2 separate regions of the Homo sapiens genome follow, and region 2 is linked to region 1. The links are chromatin contacts, found by Hi-C or POLR2A ChIA-PET in ENCODE. All regions are on one chromosome and are shown on one strand. The core of a region is the stretch at or near the end of the contact, and the rest is flanking DNA. Distances in the headings are between cores, read along the strand shown. Region 1 holds the start of STT3A (STT3 oligosaccharyltransferase complex catalytic subunit A). Region 2 has its middle 50 kb from the start of CDON.

The links. A loop is a pair of places that touch in the nucleus more often than their neighbours do. ChIA-PET counts read pairs that join two places held with the same protein, here RNA polymerase II (POLR2A). Pooled maps may share reads with other maps.
Region 2: a loop to region 1 is called in a map of ascending aorta, with 2.4 times the contacts of the local background. The contact joins the enhancer-like site here to the promoter of STT3A in region 1. A Hi-C loop is called at or near these places in 2 of 168 maps with a recorded cell type or tissue (aorta and ascending aorta) and 6 of 50 pooled maps. POLR2A ChIA-PET finds 5 or more read pairs at or near these places in 1 of 52 experiments (GM10248).

The regions. Positions count from the first base shown.
Region 1 is chr11:125,588,671-125,595,537 of GRCh38, forward strand. STT3A (STT3 oligosaccharyltransferase complex catalytic subunit A) reads left to right here and starts at 4,182. Exons shown (of 18, transcript NM_152713.5): 1 at 4,182-4,248. It overlaps STT3A-AS1 (STT3A antisense RNA 1), which reads right to left and starts at 3,898. Exons shown (of 4, transcript NR_132372.1): 1 at 3,748-3,898. RefSeq lists enhancers at 3,167-3,336, 3,454-4,048.
Region 2 is chr11:126,109,433-126,116,299 of GRCh38, forward strand. No RefSeq gene overlaps it. Among named protein-coding and RNA genes, the nearest start is that of CDON, 50 kb to the left of the region's middle. Within about 2 kb of position 4,324, at least 20 of the 41 ENCODE cell types and tissues checked have a DNase peak (open chromatin) inside an H3K27ac peak, as active enhancers do; they include ascending aorta, where a contact is called at or near this core.

The DNA of each region.
Region 1 (6,867 bases), core at 2,932-5,431:
AGAAGGTGAAACACATAGATGAAATCTCTAAGGAAAGACAATTTATCAGAGAGGGAAATAGATTACCGATAAAGGAAAGTGACTCAGATTGGTGTCAGGTTTCTTAAGGCACAGTGGATCACGAACAATATAGTCACAGAGGCTTGAAAGTGTGCTTTTATGTGTCTGTGTGCATACGGGGTGGGGTGGGTGGGTCCCAATTTTGTTCCTAAAATTCTAAACCCAGCCATGCTATTAAGGACAAAATACAGATATTTTCTAACACGCAAAGGCAATGTTTGCTTCCATTCAGCCTTTCTAAAACACTTACTTGAAAAAAAATTCATCAAAAGTGAAAAATAAATCTAAGAAATAGCAAGATGTCTTATCAGATGATAATCTATGAAAAAAAAGAAAAAGAACTATGTCTTATTAAGACAAAACACCCAACCAAATAACACGAAACAGTGGAATCCAGAAGTGCATTCAGGGGAAATCCCAGTAATACAACTTTGCACACACGTAGAAACGTGGTTTCTGGAGAGAACAGCTTGGAGAACACAGATACTATTACTCTGGTGTGCTACAGATGAGATGAAGGCATGAGTTTCGTTTGATTAATGATATACAAGAAAGGTAAACTGACGCTTTAAGAAAAATGAAAAGCTCTACGAAAAAGTTCTAACTTCTACATCAAAACATTCCTTTTAAGCAACTGATGAAATAGTAAAAGCATTGTTTTCTGAAACAACCAGTTCAAAACTTTTGGACTTATAAATCAGGAGGGAGGAGGATTAACTGATACACTATAATTCACGTATAAACTGTAGGTTTATTTTCTTTTATTTTGAGACGAAGTTTCACTCTTGTTGCCTAGGCCAGAGTGCAATGGCGCAATCTCGGCTCACGGCAACCTGCGCCTCCCAGGTTCAAGAGATTCTCCTGCCTCAGCCTCCCGAGTTGCTGGGATCACAGACATGTGCCACCACACCCAGCTAATTTTGTATTTTGAGTAGAGACGGGGTTTCTCCATGTTGATCAGGCTGGTCCTTAACTCCTGACCTCAGGTGATCTGCCAGCCTTGGCTCCCCAAAGTGCTGGGATTACAGGCATGAGCCACCATGCCCGGCCTATTTATTATTTTATTTTAGAGACAGAGTCTTTCTTGCTCTGTTGCCCACGCTGGAGTGAAGTGGCGTGATCATAGCTCATTGCCGCCTAACTTCTGGGCTCAAGCAATCCTCCTGCCTCAGCCTCCTCAGTAGTTGGGATTACAGGCCAGCACGACCATGTCCAGCTAATTCTTAAAAATTATTTTTGTAGACACTGCATCTCATCATGTTGCCCAGGCTGGTCTCCAACCCCTGGCCTCAAGCCATCCTCTCGCCTCAACCTCCCAAAGTGCTAGGATTACAATCTTGAGCCACGACACCTGGACCTCCAGGTTTGTTTATAATAATTATAAAGACTTTCCTATGAGTTTGTTTTCCTTTGATTTTATTCACAAATAAGCCTTTCCTCATGGACTGGTATCAAAGACTCATCCTAAAAATAGGATTAGATTTTCAAACTTTGTTCTTTTTTTTTGAGACAGAGTCTCCCTCTGTTGCCCAGGCTGGAGTGTGATGGCGCGATCTCAGCTCACTGCAACCTCCGCCTCCCAGGTTCAAGCAATTTCTCCTGCCTCAGCCTCCCGAGTAGCTGGGATTACAGGCACTTGCCACCAGGCCCGGCTAATTTTTGTATATTTAGTAGAGACGGGGGTTTCGCCATGTTGGTCAGGCTGGTCTCGAACTCCTGACCTCATGATCCGCCCGCCTCGGCCTCCCAAAATGCTGGGATTACAGGCGTGAGCCACTGCACCCGGCCCCAAACTTTGTTTTTTAATAGTACATTTTGACTTGTGAAAAGGTTTACTTAATTTGATCACTTGGAAGCTTAAATGTATTCTAAGAAACATGTTTAATACTTTTTTTTTTTTTTTTGGTGGGAGAGTCTTGCTCCGTTGTCCAGGCTGGAGTGCAATGGCGTGATCTCAGCTCACTGCAACCTCTGCCTCCTGGGTTGAAGCAATTCTACTGCCTCAGCCTCCTGAGTAGCTGAGATTACAGGAGCCCACCATCGCGCCTGGCCTACTTTGAAAAAAATTAATAAAAACTCTAACATCTTAATATTCTTTTTCTTTTTTTGAGACGGAGTTTCGCTCTTGCTGCCCAGACTGAAGTGCAATGGCGCGATCTTGGCTCACTGCAACCTCCAACTCCTGGGTTTAAGCGATTCTCCTGCCTCAGCCTCCCAAGTAGCTGGGATTACAGGATCCTGACACCAAGCCCAGCTAATTTTTGTATTTTTAGTAGAGATGGGGTTTCACCATGTTGGTGAGGCTGTTCTCAAACTCCTGACCTCAGGTGATTCACCCGCCTCGGCCTCCCAAAGTGCTGGGATTACAGGCGTGAGCCACCGCGACCGGCCTTAATATTCTTAGGTTAATACTTAAAAAAAAACAAAAGAAACTTGAACACAATCTTTCTAATTTTAATGCCCCCCTCCCCGCTTTTTTATTTTTAAAGAGAAAAAACTTCTTTTTGAGACGGAGTCCAGCTCTGTCGCCAGGCTGGAGTGCAGTGGCACGATCTCGGCTCACTGCAACCTCCGACTCCCTGGTTCAAGTGATTCTGTGTCAGCCTCCCGAGTAGCTGGGATTACAGGCACGCGCCACCACGCCCAGCTAATTTTTCTATTTTTAGTAGAGACGGGTTTCACCATGTTGGCCAGGATGGTCTCTACCTCCTGACCTCGTGATCCGCCCGCCTTGGCCTCCCAAAGTGCTGGGATTACAGGGGTGAGCCACCGCGCCCGACCAAAACTCGTATTTTGAAGAAGCATTTACTCCAAGTTCTGTAATTCCTTCAGGCTCAGCTTCAGTTTCCTTTTGTTAAAGTAAAATTACATCGAACACTTACTACTAAAAACAAAACCAAAAAAAAGCAGATCTATTGAATCATAACGTCCTGGGGCGAGCCTGGTCATGTGGATTTTGAAAAAAATGCATGTGATTCTGAAGCAGTGATTTAAATAATGACCTTTCAATAAGTGGTGGGTTCCGTTCATGGGAGAATAGGAAACTGCGTGAGTGGTAGAGGCAACAAGTTCGAAGAGCTGCGAGACGTTCCCACTCTCTCTGGTGTAGCCTTGGCTCACCGAGGCGCGCAGGGAGTGGAAGTGCCTGAGGATAAAGGTGTACACGTGCGAGTCTGAGATGATGGAATTGCTGCTCAAACTTCGTCCCCTTCTCTGCCCTCAGCAAACTTATTGGGGGTCGGGGAGCGCGTGGGGTGCGAGAGAAGAGAGGCAAGTTAGGATAGGGAGAGCGGCTCTCTGGCCGGTATTTTAACAAAGGGCTGAACTGACTAAGCATGGCCGGGCTGCCTCCCGGTCTCCCGAGGAAGCCCGCTTGCTGCTGGGGAGGGCTGTGCCTCCGCGGCGGTGGCTGTCTCAGCTGGCAGTAGAAATGCTTCCAGCTTAGCCCCGACAACCCCTTTAGGCCTAGGCACGCTCTTTCACAAAACCAGGGGCTGTGAACTCTGTCAAGGTTCCCAGGTCCATCGCAGTTACCAAGGCACAGTAAAAGCTCGAGTCAACTATCAGGCACATCCTGCAAAAGACGAACTGTCTGGACCAGTCCGCGTTTGAGTTTTAATTGAGAATAAATAGGTAGAAAATGCTTCCCTCCTCTCCTTTCACCTTGTATTAGGTAACAATTTCTACCTTAAAAAAGACGGGAGACGAGCGGCTCCGCATTCCGAGTTACTGGGACTTGGAGCAAGGGCCTATTTCAGCGTAGTTTCCGCTTCTTGTCACATGACGGGAGTCAGTGGGCCGCGCCTTCCCACTGCGACTCCCCGTGGGTCCGCAAACCGACACGTCACTCCTCGGCCCTCAACCAAACTGCTTGGGGCACGTTCTTTCCGCGCTCTTGACTCCTACGCGCCGGCCTATGACAGCTCGGCGGGAGCATACAGACCTGCCTCTAGACTGCTAAGTGATAGCTGTAATGACCAATTAAAAACTTGAATCGCGGCCCGGTTTACGCCTCCGGATTTGACAGACAGTTCCGAGACCCTATCGCTCTCCAGAAGCGTCCTATTGGCCTGGAGCCAGCCAACGGGGGAGCGGTCCGGGAGGCGGACCCGGCTCCTGCCAGGGTTGGGTGCGCCGCTGAACGGATGGCTGAGGGAGCCCCGCGGATCGTTTAGGAAAGCCGGCCAGGTGAGAAGGCCGTAGAACGTAACTTGAAAATCAGCGGCAGGTGCAGTCCATGGCGTTGATGGGGCTGAACGAAGTGCAGGAGGCAAAACTCTAAATGGGGGTGGAGAGCAGAGCTTAGGGCCTTGCAGAGGAGGGGGCGTGGGGCGTGGTGTGGGGGCTTCCTGGATGGAAGGATGCGAAGGTCTAGGGAGGGAGGGTAAGGTGGGTCTTGAGAACAGAGCGTGGGAAAGACTGGGTCCTGGGACTAGTTATGGAGGGGAAGGCGCGTAGGATGCTGGGGTGATGAGTGTCCCGCGCTGAGGGGTATCAGAGGTGGTCAGTTCTTTGAGGGTGGGAAGAAGAGGGAGGTGGGACCCGCTGGAACGACCGGAAGGGAGAAGAGAGTAAAAGATCGTGAGAGGGTGTGGAAACGTGTGTAGGAAAACGGGGCTGGGGAAATTGCAGTCTGGGAAACTAGAGGCAGGGTGGCAGGAGATGCCACAGCTTGCAGGGCACAGTTGAGGAGAGCAGGTTGGTAAGTGTTTTAAGAAAGGTGTCTTTGCTCTTATTTGCTTGGCGGTGTGCGAAAGTGACCAAAGAGCACGAGATGAAATCTCCCTTACGGCCCTGCCCTCAATGACTAGCTCGTTTACTCAAGTTTTCAAGTAGAGATCCTAGCAGTCTCATTTTGGTGTGTGGCTCGTATCAACGCAGTGGTGTTAAGTTTGTTCCTATTTCAGGCATTCCAGAAAACAGCTGCAAACCCTGAGAGATATGGCTGGATTGTTGACCTCCTGGAGTAGTTAGGCCTTTATTTTTAGTTGCAAAGTAAGCTTTCCCTTTGGGACTATACTTAAACACATTTCTAAACTGCTCTTCTGGGACAGTTAATTATGGAGAACATGCTTGACTTCTCAGTGTTGGGGCTAGCATTCTATATGCCTTCCACCTAGTCCAGTGTTGTTGTTGTTTTGTTTTTCTCCTTTATTCCAATAATAGTGGGAAAAAAGATTCATGGAGGAGGATAGACAAACGTTTGTTAAGGGATACACAAGTACAACTAGATAGGAATAAATTCTAGTGTTCTATAGGATAACTATTATTAGGAGTATAATTAACAACAAAAATACACAATTTGTTGTATATTTTCAGATAGCTAGAAGAGTGGATTTTGAATATTCCTAAGACAAAAAAAATAAGGTGATGAATCTACTAATTATTTCCCGACTTGATCATTACACATTATATACATGTACCAAAATGTCACACTGTACTCCATAAATATGTACAATTATGTGTCAGTCAAAAAGAATAAAAGCAAAACATCTTGAATGGTGTTGCATATCCTTTGTTATAGTCGTTATAACTTAGCTCTTGATCACCTTGTAATTTAAAAAAGTAGGTCTGGGCGTGGTAGCTCACGCCTGTAATCCCAGCACTTTGGGAGGCTGAGGTGGGCAGATCATGAGGTCAAGAGATCCAGACCACCCTGGCCAACATGGTGAAACCCCGTCTCTACTAAAAATACAAAAATTAGCTGGGCGTGGTGGCGCACACCTGTAGTCCCAGCTTCTCATGAGGCTGAGGCAGAAGAATCGCTTGAACCCAGGAGGTGGATGGAGGTTGCAGTGAGCCGAGATGGCACCACTGCACTCTAGCCTGGCGACAGAGCAAGACTCCGTCTCAAAAAAAAAAAAAAAAAAAAGATAGTAGTACTGTCTTATACAAGAATAACTAACCTATGGTAGATTAGTGCTATATTGCTATATAAATAATTCATATCTGTCATGTGATTTCCATTTTGAACTGCCTACAGATAGTGTCCCTCAACATTTTAATCTACTTTTTTTAATCCCCCGACTCTTCTGCTTCAGTAGGAAAAATTCGTTTTCTTTCCCTCTAGATTATCATCTGATGCCATCAAACTGTCTGTGTAATTTAATCAGTCTCTTAAATCAGCATTGTCAGTTACAGAGAAGCCTTGAGACAGATGATTGGAAGCGGGTATAGATCTGAGCAGTCGTTACAGTCTGATATATGGGATGAGAACACAGTGGATCTGTGTTTGGGTACCTCCACCTCTTTTTGAGTGCATGATTGTACCTGCATTAGTTATCAGGTATGCTGTTAGTTGACCCGACAGCCCCATTGGGATTTGGAAAAGAAAAAAGTTTATAGCCATTCAGTTGAAGTTTAAATTTAGGGCTCGAAATTGTGTTGATTCAGTCGTGACTTCTATTTTTCCTCTTAATGCCTTTCACTTCTTCTTTTTTTTTTTTTTTCCTTTTTAAAGAGAGGAGGTCTGGCTCTATTGTCCAGGCTGGAGTGCAGTGGTGTGATCCTAGCTCACTGCAGCCTCCAACTCCTGCCTCAGCCTCCTGAGTAGCTGGGACTGCAGGTGCAGACCACCAAGCCTGCATAATTTTAAACAGTTTTTTGTGGAGATGGGGTTTTGCTGTATTGCTCAGATTGGTCTTGAACTCCTGGCTTCAAGCGATCCTCCCTCCTTAGCCTCTGAAATTGCTGGGGCTTGCACTTCTGGTCTCAATGTTTATTTCCTGCTTCCCCCCCTCCGCCCCTGCCACCCCATATAGTCCTGCCTTTTCTTGAGTGCTCTCTTTCTCCATTTTATTATTTTTC
Region 2 (6,867 bases), core at 3,074-5,573, 520 kb after region 1:
GTCATTTATTTACCCTTTTGAGCCTCAGTTTTCTCATCTGTAAAACAGAGTTATTGAGAGAATTAAAGAAATAATATATATGAACCACCTAGCACTGGCTGGTCCTCAATAAATGAATGCTACCGTTATGATTATCAATGCCCACAATTATTGCCAAAAATCACAACCACAGTGCCATTGGTTCTGCCTTTCCCTCTTCTCCAAATCTTAGCATAGCTGCCCTTGGTTCTAGCAGGGACAGTGGTGTCCTGTGGCCTCCAAATAGCTTTGCCCCATATAACCACAGCCCCTGCCCTGGGTCCCACAAGGCTCTGGTCAGCTCTTCTGACCGCCTCTGCCCTGTCCCTGGCTCAGCCCACACACCCCACCGTTCCAGCAAAGAGGACAAAAATGCACATCCACCCTATGGTGGTGACATCCTGCAGTTTGCTAATGAGAAACAAGTGGCCTTCCATGCTCAGTGCAGAGGGAGGAGGACAGAGTCCCACCTCAGGCCAAACCCACATTTCTGAGGTGGCAGAGGGTGACACGGCCAGGAGGGTGCAAAGGACTCCTCCACCTAGATGGCTCCTTGGACATGAAGGCCCTTGGCGGGGCAGCCTTCCCTCCTCCTCTCTCACACCACAGCCCTTCCTGTTATGGGGCACTGGACAGGGCTTGGATGTGGGCAGGAGGGCAGCCAAAGCCTGAGTCACTGGGAGGGGACAGCTGGGTCTTGAGTTGTGGTCTCCGTGGGGAGGACTGGGAGGATGGGGATGGGTGCAGAGGCTCTTCCTCTCCACTCCAGAAGAATCTCTTCGCCCTCGAGGTGTGAGCTGGAGGCCTGTCTCTGGAGCCCTCTGCAGCCGTCTCAAACCTCACTGCCCTTCTCAGCCTCCAAGGCCCACCTCCTTCTCTAGGGGCACCCACTCCCTCCTCTGCAACTCAGTTCTTTCTCGCCCCAGCCTCATTAGTCAAACAGAAAACAGAGGCCCATAGAAGGTCATTGACTCATTCTGGGTAACAGAGCAGTGTGAGGACTAACGTCTACTGCCTTAGACTCTGAGTAAAGCTGGAGACTCTGGCTGGACCCTTGGCACTGGAAAGAGGGACTGTCCCTGAGGCTGGGGTGACCTGGCATGTCTCTCCCAGTCTGGCCCACTGGCAGCTCCATGCCCAGCTCCACAGGCACAAGTAGGTCAAAGCCAGCCTCCCTGAGCAAAGCCTGCCTGACGCCTGCCCAGAACGCTTGCTGCCCCTCTCAGCTATCTGTCCAATGCACAGGCCTCTCTGGCACCATCCAAGGCTGCACACTGGCTCTTGCTACCTGCGTCCTGCATCTATGCCCTCCACACTCTGGGTCCCGGGGTCCTTGGTGACTCTCCTCTACAACACAGCAGCCTTGGGTTGTCTCTTTGCCTGGGTTTCAGTATCTTCCAGAGCTTTGGGAGGGAGAGCTTCCTTTCCCTCATCAGCCCAATGGAGCCCCGCTCAGTCAGGCTTGTGTAGCCTCCTGTGAAAGGGACTCAGTGTCTAGTGAGGGCCCATTTCCCGGTTCATAGATGGTGGCCTCTTGCTATATCCTCACATGGTAAGGGAGGCAGGGCAGCTCTCTGGGGCCTGTTTCATAAGTGCACTAACCCCATTCCCAGGGGCTCTGCCTCCATGACCTAATCACCTCCCAGGGACCCCACCTCCCAATACCATCACACTGGGGATTTTGTTTCAACACATGAATTCTGGAGAGACACAAACATTCAGACTCCAGCATTTCCAATACGACTCGAGCCCCACCACACCACCCAATTCTTGGCAGTCCCTTCCCTTGGCCCTTGTGGCTCCCAGAACCCACAGGGTCCCTGCACGCAAGGGACTGAGCCCCAGAGCCACACTGCGGCTGCCCTTTGACTTTTCCCAATGCCCTGTCCCATCCAGAGAATTGGACCTCCTTGGAATGATGCTGACCCAAAAGAAGGCTGATTTGCAGCACCCTCTGGGCTGCTGGCCCCGGGGCCGGTCCTCTCAGGGCCCAGCATGATGGCTGCCTCGCCCCAGCTCTCCTGTCTCACTCCAGACTCCCTCATGCCTTGGAGCTGAGCCTGCAGGAGCTGTGGCCAGGGCAGGTTCTGGACCCTACTCCACCTCCCTAGCCCCTCCTCTCTCCTCCAAGCAGTCCCGCAGTGGGTGCCAGCCCTGCCTGGGGCTCTGGCTGCATGACAATTTCCAGGCCTACCTTGCGTGGGGACTGGGGATTGGGCATGATAAGAAACAGCACATGACAGATGTAGAGGTTGGGAAGGTGGCCTGGGAAGGCCTCTGCAGTGTGGATGCAGAAAACTTGAAGCAGAGTGGCTGGCAACTGCCCAGTCCTGGGCTTCCCAGAATGAAGGGAAGCCAGACCTGGGGGTGGAGAGAGGGGCCAGAAGATGCCCTCATCTCCCATGGAGTCGCCTGTCTGCTCGCGGTGCTTTTTCCAAGCTGCTGGCACAGCTCCCTCGCAGGCTATTATTGTCAACACCCTCCCTGTTGCCTGGTGTCCCCATGGAGGGACACTGCCATTGGCCATGTCTTTGCCACACCCTGTCCTTGCCACATCCCAGAGACCTGGGAGAAAGGACTGGGGATTTGAGGTCCCCAGGCAGCCCATAATGCCGAGAGACCTCACTGCCCCTTAGCTGTCAAGCTCCTCTCTCCTTGGCTTCTCTTCTGTGAATTTGAGACCCCTCTCTGCCATTCTACCTATGTCTTCTCCAAAAGCCTAGGGAAGGAAGGATCTGAGTGATGGAGACCCCTCACTCCCACACACAGGAAACATCAGGATGAGAAGCCCACATCTCTCCTCACTGGTGTCTCCCAAACCCACCTTCTCAAGGGATCTTTAGCCCCCAGCCTAGCAGTAGGTAGCATGGGCTCATTTTGAACCATGAGCCCAGAGCCGGGCTGAGCCCTTTCTCCACTGAAGGCCAATCTCTTGCCTATCCCCTGCCACACAAGTTTCCCATCCATTCTGGAACACCCTTAGTCACAGACTGTCTGTGTGGACTAAGGGGAGGCTTAGGGTGGCAGTAGCTGGACACTGTCTATACCTATGTCACCGAGGGATGCAGGGGCAGCTATTTCCTGGAAGAAGAAAACAGAGAAGCCCAGAGACAGGCGGCGGGGAGACAGAGGCGGAGACCAAAAGCAGCATGACAGAGAGACAGGAGCTGGGGGAAGCAGAGAGGGCCAAATTGACACCACATGGCTGCCGCGCCAGACCCCAGGGCCCAGCAAACAGGCTTCATGCTGTCAGTTGCCATGGTGACAAACATGCAGGAAATATCCAAGATAACTAGAATAGTGGCAATAACATGTGTTCTGGATAAAACCTTCCGCGGCCCCACCCCCTCCAGTGTATTCGTTGCATTACTCAGGATAAACTTGGCTTTTGCACATTCACCTTCCCCGAGAGGCTGGGGCTGCGGGTCCTCGGGTTGTCGGGTGAAAGGCACGGCTGCCCTTGGGAAACGAGTGGACCTGAGGCAGATTTTTGCTCAGGAAAAAAAAGGTGTATTTTGTGCCTCTCACCTCACTCCTGCCTCTCCGAGTCTGGATTTGGGCACCCATATCCTTCTGCTCTGGAACGCGAAGGCCAAGAAGAGTCTGAATTCCTGTTTGAGGTCACATAGCAGGTCTGAGGACAGAGGGGACATCCTGGGAGGTCCTTCAGGAGCCCACAAAGCATCCCAAGGGAGTTCAAGATCCATCAAGAAGCCAAAGCTAACGTGAGGGCGCCTGAGGCCGTGTGCAAAGCTGGACACCCTGGCAGTGCCGGTGCCTCTGCTGGGGCAACACTGCCTCCACTCCCGAAGCAAGGGCAAGGTATCCCGGGGGAAGAGGCAGAGAAGGGAGGGAGGAACAGGGGCGCTTTGGGGCAGGTGACTCTGAGAAAAGGAAGAAAAGGACAAGTTTGGCCTGGTATTCACACAGAAAAGTGACTCCCACACCTGAGAGAATGGAAGGAAGTAAGGGGGACATCTCAGAAGAGAGCAGAGCCTCCTAGAAAGCACCCCCTATTCCCCCAGCTCCTAAAGATTGACAGAGGGTTGGGGGGGGCGGGCGTGCCAAAGTCACCACTAAAGGCCCAGCTGGAAGCCAGCCAAGACAGTTGGTGCCCACCAGACTGTTTGGATTCCCCCTGCACTCTCTGGGTTGCTGGCAGAAAAGATTCCGTGGAAAGGACGCGAGATTTCAAGTCCTGCCACCTACTGCCTGTACAACCTCAGTGAGGCCGGTGACTTCCCAGGGCTTCCATCCTCTGCTGGGTGGAGCTAACACTAACTTATCTCTCCAGGCTGCTAGGCGGAGTAAATGCCACAGGGCACGTGGGAGCACTTGGCACATTGTAAAGCTCTGTGTCCAAGCTGTTGAATGCTGTTGTGACTCAGGCAGAGAGCAGCAGGCAGGCCAGGGAGAGGTTGCAGGCAAAGGTTCATGTGAGGAGACTCTGGTTTTTCTAATGACACTACACCCAGATTTTCCGATCTAAACAACCAGCTTCAGTTGTGATTTCCCATGTTGGAAAGTTTCTGGAAAATGATCCATGATAGAAATGGGTTTGGGAATGGTCCACCTGGACACAGTGGCCCTTACTTGGCTTGGAGCATTCCCCTTGGGAATGCCAGAACCAATTCGTGGCCTAGTGGGACAAAGGGAGCCGTTCTACCCAATGACCCTTGCTCCTGACCCTCTTCAGTGACCACAATCCCAGCCAGCACCCCTCCACCCCCCACCACCAATCGGGAGCATGAGCCAGGTCTGGAAGCGGCCCTTAAATGACCTTTTAGACCCAAGTGAGGTTTCCCAGCTCCCTTGGGAATCTAGGGATCTTACAAACTGAGATGAAACCAGATTAGCTTCCATTTTTGCTGTTGGGAAGAGTGAAATTCACCCCACTCATCCCAAGTTCAAAGCCTTACTTTGGTACCATGTTGCAAGGAATGTGGATGGAGGTGAGACAGAGACAGGTAGGGAAAGCAAGAAATGGCTCAAGCCTTGGTGCTCAGCTTCCCCAGTAACTGCCAAGTGTAGGGAGGGACTGGCTCAGGGAATCCTGTTCCCCAAACCCAGGACCAAGACAAGACCACTGGAGGAGCAAGGAGCTGTCAGCCCCTCACAGGTGGCACACCAGCTGGGCATGCAGGGGAAAAGGCAGACCGAGGCTGGGCCCAGGACCTCCACCATCCTGGCTCCGGGGGAGGACAGCAGGAGGCCTGGTCGGCAGAACACCACCCACCACCTCCCCAGCTGGCTGCCTTCTCTGTATCTGGTTTCACTCTCTCCACACTTATTTGCCACACCAGCAGAAGAGGCAGCTTCAGTGGCAGAAGTCTGGGTGTGTGTGGTGGGGGTGGGGGATGATGGGGGCAGAGGTGGGTGGTGGAGTGATGGGGTAGAAGGAGGACCCAGACAATCCCAGTTGCTTCTCCAAACACTATCAGGAAAGTTCAGAGCAAATAAGAGCTCTAGATGGCTGGAGCCCAGAGGAGGGCCTAGTGCCTGCCTGCACCCTGTCTTCACAATTCCCTAGGGTGTTTGAGAGAAGCAGAGGCAAACTGTCCATTACAGAAAAGCCTTAACCTGAGAAGGGGGAACCCGGTCTCCCTTCCCTACTCCATAGCCCCAGCTGGGACTCCAGCCCAAGCGCCGTGGAAGGTGTGGGCAGAATACAGAGGCACAAAATCTGCCCCAAAGACTTCGGGGTATGGTGTTTCATGGTCCCAGGGTAGGGACATAGTGCCGGCAGCCACTTTTTTTCTGTTTGCCAAGGAGCTTTCTCCCTGGGGATTAACAGGGCCTTCCTGCCACCCCATCTGGCTGGTACAGGAGCCAGAACACCACCCCTGGCTGCCAGCCAGCCTGTGTCGGGGGAGCCAGGGCTCTCTCAGAGACTTACAGACGTGGTGCTGGGGCCTTAGGGCAGGAAGAGGGAGGCAGAGGCCTCTGGGGCCACCCAGCTGGGAAGTCCTGACCCTGAAATTCAGCCAGTCCCTACCTCTGGCCTGTGGCTGAGGGTGGACAGGGAGTCAGGAGGGTCTCTGTTTTGCCTTCCTCCTCTCTCTCTCTCTCTCTCTCTCTGTCTCTCACTCTCTCCTGAAGATAGGGAATATATAACCAATCTATAACCTGGAAGACTGAGGACAGGAGACTAGGAGGCAGTGGACTTCAGTCTTGGTAAGATGTGATCGCCCGTTGGAAAGGCCAAGCCTAACTAAGGGTGGACAAGCTCTTGGACAGGGTAGGAATGGGACTGAGAACCCACTGTCTCCTCCTCATACCACTGCCCACATTTTATCCACTTTCTCTCAGGGACCCCCGAGACCCCGTAGCCAGGAACCCTCCCCCAGCCCCATGAAGGGAAGGAGGGCCCACTGCCCTGTGGGGTAATGAGCAGCTCCACCCTGCTTGGGAGGAGGGTCAGTGAGAGAGCCGCTGGCACATCAAAGAAGGCAGGGCCTGTGTCCCGGAAGGCAGCTCTCAACAGCCAGCAGCACCCATAGAATGGGACCACGCCAGACGGCCCCCAAGACCAATTCTCATCTCACGCTATGTGCCCCCCACCAAACGGCTGTAGCCTGCACTTGTCTGTCCGATCACCCTTCCCTGCACTGTGCTGAGTAAACAAACACAGCACTCAGGCAGCCCTCTGCTGGCAAACACGTCTGACTTAGCAACCGCTCCTAGAATAAATAAACACCACACGCTTACACACACTCAGACACACTTGCTCGTGCTCTTTCCTGGAACCGGGGACTGCTCCCTGTCCCACGTGCGGCTCCCACTGGGCCCCAGCCTCAAACAGGCTACATCAGAGTAGTGCCTGAGACTGTCACCCTTTGCCTGGGTGTG